Regions from separate parts of the Mus musculus genome. Here region 2 is linked to region 1. Evidence: chromatin contacts called from ENCODE Hi-C or POLR2A ChIA-PET data. All regions are on one chromosome and are shown on one strand. The core of a region is the stretch at or near the end of the contact, and the rest is flanking DNA. Distances in the headings are between cores, read along the strand shown. Region 1 holds the start of Zc3h11a (zinc finger CCCH type containing 11A). Region 2 overlaps Atp2b4 (ATPase, Ca++ transporting, plasma membrane 4).

Evidence for each region. A loop is a pair of places that touch in the nucleus more often than their neighbours do. ChIA-PET counts read pairs that join two places held with the same protein, here RNA polymerase II (POLR2A).
Region 2: POLR2A ChIA-PET joins it to region 1 with 16 read pairs in embryonic stem cell. The contact joins the enhancer-like site here to the promoter of Zc3h11a in region 1. A Hi-C loop is called at or near these places in 3 of 37 maps with a recorded cell type or tissue (Patski, mouse trophoblast stem cell and v-Abl transformed pro-B cells). POLR2A ChIA-PET finds 5 or more read pairs at or near these places in 4 of 5 experiments (Patski and embryonic stem cell).

Annotation. Positions count from the first base shown.
Region 1 is chr1:133,659,496-133,664,916 of GRCm38, reverse strand. Zc3h11a (zinc finger CCCH type containing 11A) reads left to right here and starts at 3,518. Exons shown (of 18, transcript NM_001276767.1): 1 at 3,518-3,680. It overlaps Zbed6 (zinc finger, BED type containing 6), which reads left to right and starts at 4,032. Exons shown (of 1, transcript NM_001166552.1): 1 at 4,032-5,421. The coding sequence starts at 5,320.
Region 2 is chr1:133,710,938-133,715,707 of GRCm38, reverse strand. It overlaps Atp2b4 (ATPase, Ca++ transporting, plasma membrane 4), which reads left to right. Exons shown (of 20, transcript NM_213616.4): 19 at 478-654. Among named protein-coding and RNA genes, the nearest start is that of Mir6903, 13 kb to the left of the region's middle. Within about 2 kb of position 2,941, at least 2 of the 3 ENCODE cell types and tissues checked have a DNase peak (open chromatin) inside an H3K27ac peak, as active enhancers do.

The sequences.
Region 1 (5,421 bases), core at 2,269-4,768:
CCCATGCTGGGTCTGCAGCTTTCCTACGTAGGTATCCCACGACTCTGGTATCTCCAGCATCCCGGGGTGTCCAACAATCCAGGCCTTGCCTTCACAGCTTCACACAATGGCTTCTCTGGGCCTCTGTACAGGGACACCGAGGGAGCTTCCTCCCAGAGGGAGATTCTACAACCCCTGACTCTAAAGCCAGACCCACCTGTCAAAAGCCGCCTCGATCTGCTGCTTGCTGGAGCTGGAATGTGGCTTGTTTGGTTCAATTACGATCGATTGCATGGACTTTCCACTGTTGACTTTCTTTGCTGCTTGGGTTTTTCTTTCACTCCTCCACACAAAATGGAAGGTAGAGATTGCACATCAGCCCAGAAAGTAAATTTTTTGAAGGAGCTTCCAAATGTAGAAGTTTTTCACCAAAAAGGCCTGAATTCTGGGCTGAAGAGATAGCTTCTTGAGTAACCGCTAACTCCAGGACCTCAAGGCCCTGAGTTTGATTCTTAAAACTCATGGGCAAGCTCAGGCATGCCCTGGGGTGTGGCACTGTGAAAAGTAGCTTGGTCCCCAGTTGAGCTAAGGCTTGCAACTCCAGAGACCCTGAAGGGACAGTAGAAGTTTCACCTGATCCCAGGCACCAAGCCCCTGTCACTAACAGCAGCCCCCTATAGATTTGTGACCATCAGTCACTGAAGCACAATACCCCAATCCCTCCACACGTAGAGGACATGACCCCTCCAGGTTCTCCAGGGTTTCAAGCCTTAGTTCAACAGGGGGACCAAGCTACCTTTCACAGTCCCACAGTGGGGTTACAATCCCAGCACTGGTGAGACTGCGGCAGGTGGGGTCCTGGGGCTTGTTAGCCTGCCTGCAGTTCCAGGATGGTGAAAGATGGTGAGAGGGGACCATGGCATCTAAGGGATAATGCCTGAAATTGTCCTCTAACTTCCACAGGTCCACACTTGTACACCCTGCACCCCCAGTAATCTAAATCTCTGGTGAACGTTCCCCACCCCCCACTCTCTTTCTTTCTGTCCTGCTCATGTTAAAAACTTCAGAAGACATGCCAATACTCGGCCTGCATTCCATCCCTTTTAGGTACAAATGGGCTGGAGCGAAGAATAACAGCTGTCCCTTTCACTGAAGCATGCTGGTGTTATAGTCTTCCCACACTCACACACACATCTATCTGGATCATATAAGAATTGAGTGTGTCACTTCCGTGTAAACCACGGCTTGATGCTTGGTGTTCACTGCCTGAGAGATACTTACCACATCTTCAGGAGAACTCCAAACTGCCATATGGACAAGGAACATACCCTATTTTGGAATTCTCCAATGCCTAGCTAGTACAGTTATCTAAATATAGCTGAGGGCCAGCTGCACAGGCCTGGAAGGACTGCAGCTGGGAAACTGGGGCAGAACAAGAGGTTCACAGCCAGCCTGAGCTATAGAGTGAGACTGTCTCGACATACAACAAAAGCAAGCCCTCCCCCCCCCCCAATCCCAGTAATAGCAAAAACAATAAACAAAGCAAAGGTTTTTAGAGCACCCTGGCTACCCCTGCATAGGTTTGTCATTATGACTTAAAGTTGCAAGGTCAGATGTCATTTTTGTTTTGTTTTTCCAGATAAGGTTTCTTTGTGTAGCCCTGGCTGTCCTGGAACTCTCTCTGTAACCAGGCAGGCCTTGAACTCAGAGATCCACCTGCCTCTGCCTTCTCAGTGCTGGGACTAATGGTGCTCGCCACCACGCCTCGAATGTTTTGTTGTGGATTTTATTACATAGTCTTGATTAGCCTGTGGTGATCTTATGTTATTGTGGCATAAGAGCTGGAATCAGGGGTGTATACTACTATACCAGGCCCAGAGGCCATTTCTTTCCCAAAAACTATGTGCGCGAGCGTGTGTGTGTGTGTGTGTGTGTGTGTGTGTGTGTGTGTTTCTGTCTGTCTTCATATTAAAGAAAAAGTACAAAATAACGTGAATAATGAGAGGTAGTTGCTCATATTTTTTTCCTTCTTGTCTCTCAACCTTCGTAAATTCCTCCTTCCCCACTGCTCTTCATAACTTCCTGACACCCCCAACTTGGCGATTGAACTTACAATTTTATTTTCATTTTTTAAAAGTGATTGTTGTCGCCGGGCAGTGATGGCACACGCCTTTAATCCCAGCATTCAGGAGGCAGAGGCAGGCAGATTTCTGAATTCAAGGCCAACCTGGTCTACAAAGTGACTTCCAGGACAGCCAGGGCCACACAGAGAAACCCTGTCTTGAAGAAAACAAAAACAAAAACAAAACAAAAAAAAGATTGTTGTCTGATGGGTGTTCCTGTCACAGTATACTTTTAAATGTCAGAGGACAACTTTATGGGTTTTGGGGATGGAATTGAGGCATACATGGAAAGTGCTTTACATACTGCACGATCTTGTAACTTTCTTATCAAACATGGATTATTTTTCTAACACACGTTGTTTTAAGAAAACAAACAAATGGGCTGGAGAGAAGGCTCAGTGGTTAAGAGCACTGACTGCTCTTCCAGAGGTCCTGAGTTCAATTCCCAGCAACCACATGGTGGCTCACAACCATCTGTAATAGGATCTGATGCCCTCTTCTGGTGTGTCTGAAGACAGCTTCAGTGTACTCATATAAAATAAATAAACCTTAAAAAAGAAAGAAAGAAAAAAAGAAAGAAAGAAGGAAGGAGAGAAAGAAAGAAGGAAGGAAGGAGAGAAAGAAAGAAAGAAAGAAAGAAAGAAAGAAAGAAAGAAAGGAAGAAAGAAAGAAAGAAAGAAAGACAGACAAAACTAGCCAGGCATGGTAGCAGATGCCTGTGGCACTAGCACTCAAGGAGAGGAAGAATTGCTAAAGATTGGAGGCTAGCCTGGTCTACAGAGCAAGTTCCAGGTTAGGAGTTCATAGTATATCTGTCTCAAAAGCCAAAACAAACAAACAGATAAATGTGATTAAGTAAAGGAAAGCATCCAGAGCAGAACTTCTGCTATGGAAGTCCTTCAACTTTGCAAGAGAAAAGTAGTTTTTGTTTTTGTTTTTGTTTTTGTTTTTGTTTTGTTTTGTGATACAGGACTCTCTAAATAGTCCTGGCTGTTTTGGAACTCACTATATAGATCTGGGTGTTCTCAAACTCACAGAGACTTGCTTGCCTCTGCTTCTTAAGTGCTGCCACAACAGGTCAGTTAGTTCGGAGCTAATTTTTAATTAAATGTCTATCAGGTTTGGAAGGCTCATTATACACACTCTGGTTAACATAAATTGAATGTTTGGTATCTGGTAGACAGGTTTCTTGCTTCTCTCCTTGATTTTACAACAAAACAAAACTTTCGTGAAGAATAATTTTCTGATAGGCATCCGGGTCCACAGAAAGAAATTCCGGTCCCCGTGCCTCCGTGACACGTGACCCTATGACCCAAGAAGCCATTTTAAGGCTGGCCTCATAGAGGAAACTACAACTCCCAGAATGCCTGCGCTTTGCGTCGTGCTGGCACTTTCACTGGCCCAGCCTTAAAGGCGAGCCTGTAGCCGGGCGCCATCTTTGACGCTGGCAGTCCTGGGTTTCTGCTTGTTCGGCTGCTGTGAGGACGGCGGGCGACCGCAGCTAAGAAAAGAGAAAGACGTGGCAGCACGCGGGAGTCGGAGACATTGTCATCGGTTCGGTAAAGTTTCTGTTCTCTGGTAACTAGACCCATTTTTTGATTCCCGGGTGACTTGGGGCCTGGGAGGGAGAAGAGGGCGAGGGGAGTGGCAGCGGCCTCCCCTCGCCCGACTTTCGGCCTAGCCCGGGAAGTCTGAACCGGGCCCATCAGCACGGCAGCTACCCGGACTCCCGCCGGCGGCCCCGGCCTGCTGGGCTCCTAGGCAGACTTCAGCTCACTTTCCCACCCTCCCTGCCCCCACCCGCTCCGCCCCACCCCCACGGCGCCTGCTCCCTTACTTACCAACCTCTTCCCCCTCCCCCCACATCCGGTGTTCCCGAACCGGGATTCCCGGGTAGCCCCGGAAAAGCGACTGTTTCGGACCCCCGGAGGGGGAACTGACACTAGGTTGCTCTCTTCCGGGAATCAGTTTCTTTAGTTAGCTGGCCCTCCCTCCCGAGATCAGATCAAGTGCCTGGACCCGACTTTACCTCCTCGCCTTCCTCTCTAGGGTCCCACTACTTTGGAGGTTTTCTAATATTCCACATACAGAGTCGAATTCTGGTATCCTATTCCCATTCCCTACCCTGATTACTCTCCCGCCCAAGCCTTCATCCTCGAAGTCAAGAGCTACAGGGACTCTTCGTTCTTGTAGGATTGGTGAGATCGTACGAAGAACACCCCTTAGACGCCCATAATCGGTGCGGATCCCCATGGGGAAGGCTCGTTTTGTTGACATCTACCAGGCTTTGGTTCTGAACCCAGAGAAGGCGGCTGTGCAGCTAGTGGTAGCCATGCTTTCGTAGGGTAAACGTGTTGGTATTGAGGGGAGGGGAGGGGGCCCACGGAAAAGGAATGGAAGTGGTTTAAAGCTTATTTTAGTTTGGCTGCTCATAGAATGTCAATTTATGAGTTATTTACAGGTTGTATGTAATGTTGCTTCAGTCTAAAAATATGAACTCTTGATAGAAACCGTAAATGAAGAATATAGCTTGTTACCTTGTTTTGAAATTTTATTTCCAGTTAATTTTTCTTCAGCCACCTATAGTTTTCAAAATATCAGAACAGAAAGGGCACAGCTAGCGCTTACTGCTAATGCCTAGTATGTGGAATCTGATTTAGCTGGCCGGAATTGACTTTTTAGGTTGTATTGGCAAGTCAGTCTTAAATGATGACTGTTGAGTGGTGCACTAAGCTTAAGTGAAATTTCCTGAAAATATTCCCGAAGTTAAGGGAAAGCCAGTGTTGTTGTCGTGTGGATTCACTAAAAGTACATATTTTAAGAACTGAAGGCATTTCCAGCAGATGAAGTTCTTGATTCGGCAGCAAGAACGTGAACCTGCAATTTGGAAGACTTAACCTTTAGCTGCTCCAGATCCCATGACGGTGGGAAAATGGGCCTCGGTTCTCTTTTCTATAACATAAGGACACTGGACGATTTGAATTTGAAAGTTACAAGAACTCCTAAAGCCCTGCAAGACAGAGTTTGGGAATGTTCTCCATTGCTGTCATTTTTCCTCCAAAAATAACCTGGCTTGGAAATCATCAGTTGAAAGGGAATTTGACTCCCCATAGAAACTGGAGGAAAGGTAATACAAGTGGAGAGGGTCAGCTGTATTTCTGCCAGAGTAATAAACCCACTGAGAGGTTCTGGTCCGCATTGTGGAGACATAAAGAGAATGAGTGTATGTACTCTAAGTGTACCAGTTTCCTCAATCTCTCCTGGCAGAAGATGCAGTACTTTTGGTGATGCTGGGATTCTGGGGTGCGTTTCCATTAAT
Region 2 (4,770 bases), core at 1,692-4,191, 51 kb before region 1:
CCAAGCTAAAAGCGGGATTAAGGAAGGGATGAAAGTCAGCTTAGCTAATTGTGTTCCAATTCGTGTCTCAGTCCCTCCACCCCACATGTACAACGCATTTCTCTCCCAGCTCGATTTGCCCTTGGCCCCATCTTCCTGATGTGTGCCTGCTTTATAGCTCTGTTCAGTTGTCTTAAAAAAGACAAAGATCCCACTGGGAAGGAAGAGTCAAGACGGAGACAGAGTGTGAGTGTAATGAAGTGGCTGGGAGATTACAGGAATCAAGTCCCCTTCTGTGTGTCCACAAATGCTGGCACCTTCCCAAGTGCAATCAACTGGAACAATGGGTTCATCTCCTGGGCAGCTTAGTGCTTCTTGGTGCTTCTCAGGTGGGAAAGGCTTGAGGCTTAGGAGCCTCCCAAGGGCCTGGCTCAGGCCAGCTAACATCTTTTCTTCTCCAATGTGGCTGTTGTCCCCTTTGGCTGTGACTGCTCTCAGGTCATCTCTGCAATACCTACCAAGTCTCTGAAGTTCCTGAAGGAGGCTGGCCACGGCAGTGACAAAGAGGACATCAGCAGGGATACTGAGGGAATGGACGAGATTGACCTTGCCGAGATGGAGCTTCGCCGAGGCCAGATCCTCTGGGTCCGTGGCCTGAACCGGATTCAGACTCAGGTACTCTGTGGTGGCCTGTCCTTACCCTGGGAGAAGAAGTCTCCCCATCCTGGGAAAGGGTAGGAAGGCAGTAATTCCTGGCAGTCAACACCTTTACCCCTTTCGTAAGGCTCACTGTTCAAGCGCAGCCTGTGTTCCTTAACTTCAGGGCCAACAGGGCCAGAGGTCTCTGGGGGATTCCTCTAGGAGGGACTAGTCGGCAGACTGGACCATGGGCCAACAGACTGGACCACGGTCCCCGAGTTCCTCAGCTGTGGTTAGCCCTTCAACCCATCGCCACCCCCACCCCAGGTTTGTCAGTGGAGATGTCTTCCCACATAAGGTCTATTCCAGTACCAGCCACGACCCCAAGATAGGGACTGTGTAGTCCCTTCCCTGCCCTGATGGAAGAACTAAGAGGCCCTGATTTTATAACACTGGAAGGAAAGCCAGCATCCCTGACTGGTCGAAGTGAGAGCTGTTATCTGGGGAGGTCTTTGTTAAAGAAGCTCACCTTCTTCCATTGTTCCACCTTGATGCAAGGCCTCTCTGGGGCATCTGATGATTAAGTAGCTATAAACAGCAGTCTCTCTGTGCCTGATATCTTTGGAAGAATTCAGACTGGCTTCCCAAAAAGGGAATTTCTGAAACAGAGTACAAGTGAGTCCCCTGCTTGTAGCCCTAACCCCATTTCCCCCGACTTCCATGCATCGCTACTGGGACAGCTTCGGAGACCCCTCAACCTTTTATGGTTTTAGTCCCAAGATTCCCAAACAAACCGTCAATTCCAAGATCTTGAGGGGACTGTCCTGAGCAAGACCTGTTTCTTCCCCCTAGTTGGCGAGAGATCAAAATATTTCACTTTCAAAAACTGGCCTTTGGCTGGTTTAGAAAATTGCCTGGCCAGCCTCCCCCTCCCCCATCCCCTTTAGTGTACAGGGAAGACAAGCTAATTCACATTTTAAACTGCTTACCTGGTAGGAACTGCCTCCCACCCACCCCCAACCCCCCAGGAAGACACCAGGTAGAAAATGGGCAAGATACAGGTCGTAAACCCTGGGCTCCTCTCCTCTTTTTCCTAGGAAGGGAACTGAATCCTGACTTACATATATCACCTCATGATAGCAAGTCCCCACCTCTGCCCACCCCCACCCCCACCCCCACTGAGTCCCTTGGGTGCCCGTAGAATTTAGCACCTTGACTTCCATCTCTTCAGGTCTGCTCCTTTCAAAATAACCTCTTTGCTTTTCTTCCCTTCAGGGTCCTCTTCTACTGTGTGTTTGCTTTTTTTTTTTTTTTAATATTTATTTATTTATTTTGGTTTTGTCCCTGTTTTTTTCCTGGCCAGGATCCCCTCCTTCCAGAGCCTCCTTGCTTCTTGCCAGTCTTCTTTCTGGGGAGCTGAGATTCATGGCTCTTCCTTTTCCTGCACTCCCAGTTTGCATCCCCTTTCCGTACCTCTCCGATCTCCACAGCACACATACCTTCAGGCATACCTCTTTCCCTGCTAGAATGGAAGGGAGCTGGGCCAGATTGACTTTAAAACCTAAATCTGAGGCCAACCATGTGGTGCACATCTAACAATCTTCAGGAGGCTGAGGTGGGAAGATTCCTAGTTAGGCCAGTCTGGGCTGTGTAGCTAGACCCTACCTCAAAAAAAAAAAAAAAAAAAACAAGCAAAAGCCTAAACAGCCTCCAACAGCAGCCTATTGAAGATGCCGCTGATAGGATCCATCCACAACATTGTAACTGGCACCTAACTGAGCAAATGAGACTGAGTGTGCTAACTGCATCTTCCATGTCCAAAGCCCTCCCACCCCCATCAGGAGGGATTTTGTTCAGTCTCAGGAGGATTCCAACAAAAGCCCTTACAGTCTGGCTGCTGGTCCCCAATTGCAACACGTGGGGTGGGAGATGTTGCCAAGTGACTGCCCAGTGCTGGCTGGGATTTCCCCCTTCCCCTGGCTCTAGGCATTTCCTCCCTTCACCTTTACCCTTTAGTTTGGGGGAGGAAAAAGCACTAGAAAGCAAACATTTGAAGAATTAAAGGGCTGGACTCTTAGAACAGTAAACTCAGAATGCAGTTTTCATTATGTAAGTTGGACCCTGTAACACTCTAAGCTCCTAGGAAGGAGCCTCTACCTTCTTAATGGGACTGAAATCCGCCCCCTAAGGGCAGCCCTCACCTCCTACAGCCTCAGCCAGCAGGCCACTGTGTGGGGAAGCATTTTTAGCTCATACTTGGTCTCCACCCCTAAGTATTTCATGGCTTCTCCAGAGGCTCTGTTTACAAGAACAGGAGTCTGACTCAGGAGAAACCTTCCTTCTGGGGATGCAGTCACAGAATCCCAATCGATCTCTGAAAGATAAAGGAATCCCTTTCTATTTGCTCCTTATTGCTTAGGAGTCAAGGAGAAGGGTGGTAGATTGATTAAGACCCCAGATCATTGCTTACTGCGGGAAAGCGATGATATTAATTGCCTCCATCCCTAAGAAGGAGAAAGCGGAAAGCCAGAAGGCTGCTGTGGTAGGCGGGTGGGGGAGAGTGGCAGCAGCGGCAGCCTCCCAGCGTCGCCAGCACCAGTCTGCCAGTGAAGGTCTCCAGTGCTTAAGTCATGAGTGAGTTTCAGAATTGTGCGTCATGTACCAGCAGAATCCTAAGCACCACTGCAGCTGGAGGAAGCGTCAAAAAAGACACCTCCTCCAAACCAAGCCACTCAACCTGGCAGTCTTTTCACCAAGGCCACTTGTGTGGACTGCTATACTGCCCATCTTCTTTACACACGTGTTAACTTCCTGGGAAATTTGCAAAAACAAACAAACAAACAAACAATTAGTTGACTTAGTTGGTGTAGAGGCTCTTGGGTCTTACATTTCACTAATATGTACTTAGTTTCTGGTATGTCAAATTGCATGCCTTATTTTTAATAGTACAGGTCAACATAATGAAAAAGCTACCTGTTACCATTGGGGAGAAGTTCTTTTGTGCCTGTCCATCCTAGGCTACAGGGGAAAAGGAAACCCAATCCTAGCTGGGTGTTTGAAAATCCATAGCAAATTGTTCCTTAAATGACAATGACAGTGTGGTTTGCAATTACTGCCCTCCCCCGCCCCACCCTCACCTGTTGCTCTGGGTTTAAGGGAATAGCTCTCTTGATCTCCTACCCCTCTCCCCAGCCCTCCTGACCCTGCCTTCCTCTTCCTTCTCTCTGACTGTGGAGCAAAGCTGTCTCACTCTCTGATTCTTTGCAGATTGACGTAATTAACAAATTCCAGACGGAAGCCCCCTTAAAGAGAGTCCGAGAGAACATGACTCAACACCTTGATGTAAAACTGGTTCCTAGCTCCTATTCCGCAGCAGTTGCATCACTCAGAACTTGCCCCTCCATCTCTTCTGCCATCTCTTCTGCAGTTACATCTCCTCCTGTGGGCAGTGAGTGAGAGTATGTTACAATGCATGATTTACTAAAGCGACCACAAGAGAGCACGTGGCATCCACTTTAACCAACCATGGTTACTAGTGCTTTTCGGGTCCCCCACCCACCCCTTTGATCTTTTGACTTAAGGGAAGAAAAGAAAAAAAAATTCTACCCTACCCCAGCTAAAACCAGGCTGGATACCCTGGTTTCATTTTATTGTTTTTTTTTTTAATGTTGGAAAGTTATTAACCTTAACTATTTTAAAGACGATAACCCTGTTTTCTGATTGTTCCTCTGCATTGCTCGCTGCTTCTTTCCTTGAGTTGCTTTGTTTTGTTTTTCTTTGTTTCACCCCGTCCTGCTTTGTTCCTCCCCTCCTCTTCTAACTCCGCCTCTTCAGATGTGACATTAATTCCACCCCCACCACCCCCCCCCACCACCCCCCCCCCGCACCCCACAGGACTAGGAACTCTGTGTACTTAGGGGTGAGGGAGCCTCTGCCCAGGGGATGCTTAGCCAGGGTCTGTCCTGATGGAGCCAGTACTGAACTGTTCACTGATAACAGTCTTTTTGGCTACCAGTGTACTGTTAGCTGGCAACAAAAGTTGTAACTTAGATTGGAAAGAGGAAGTCAGCTCAACGAGTGGTGTCTTACCTCTCAGAAATGACCTTAAATCAAACTCTAGTTCCAGAACCAATTAGCGCACATACAACCCAG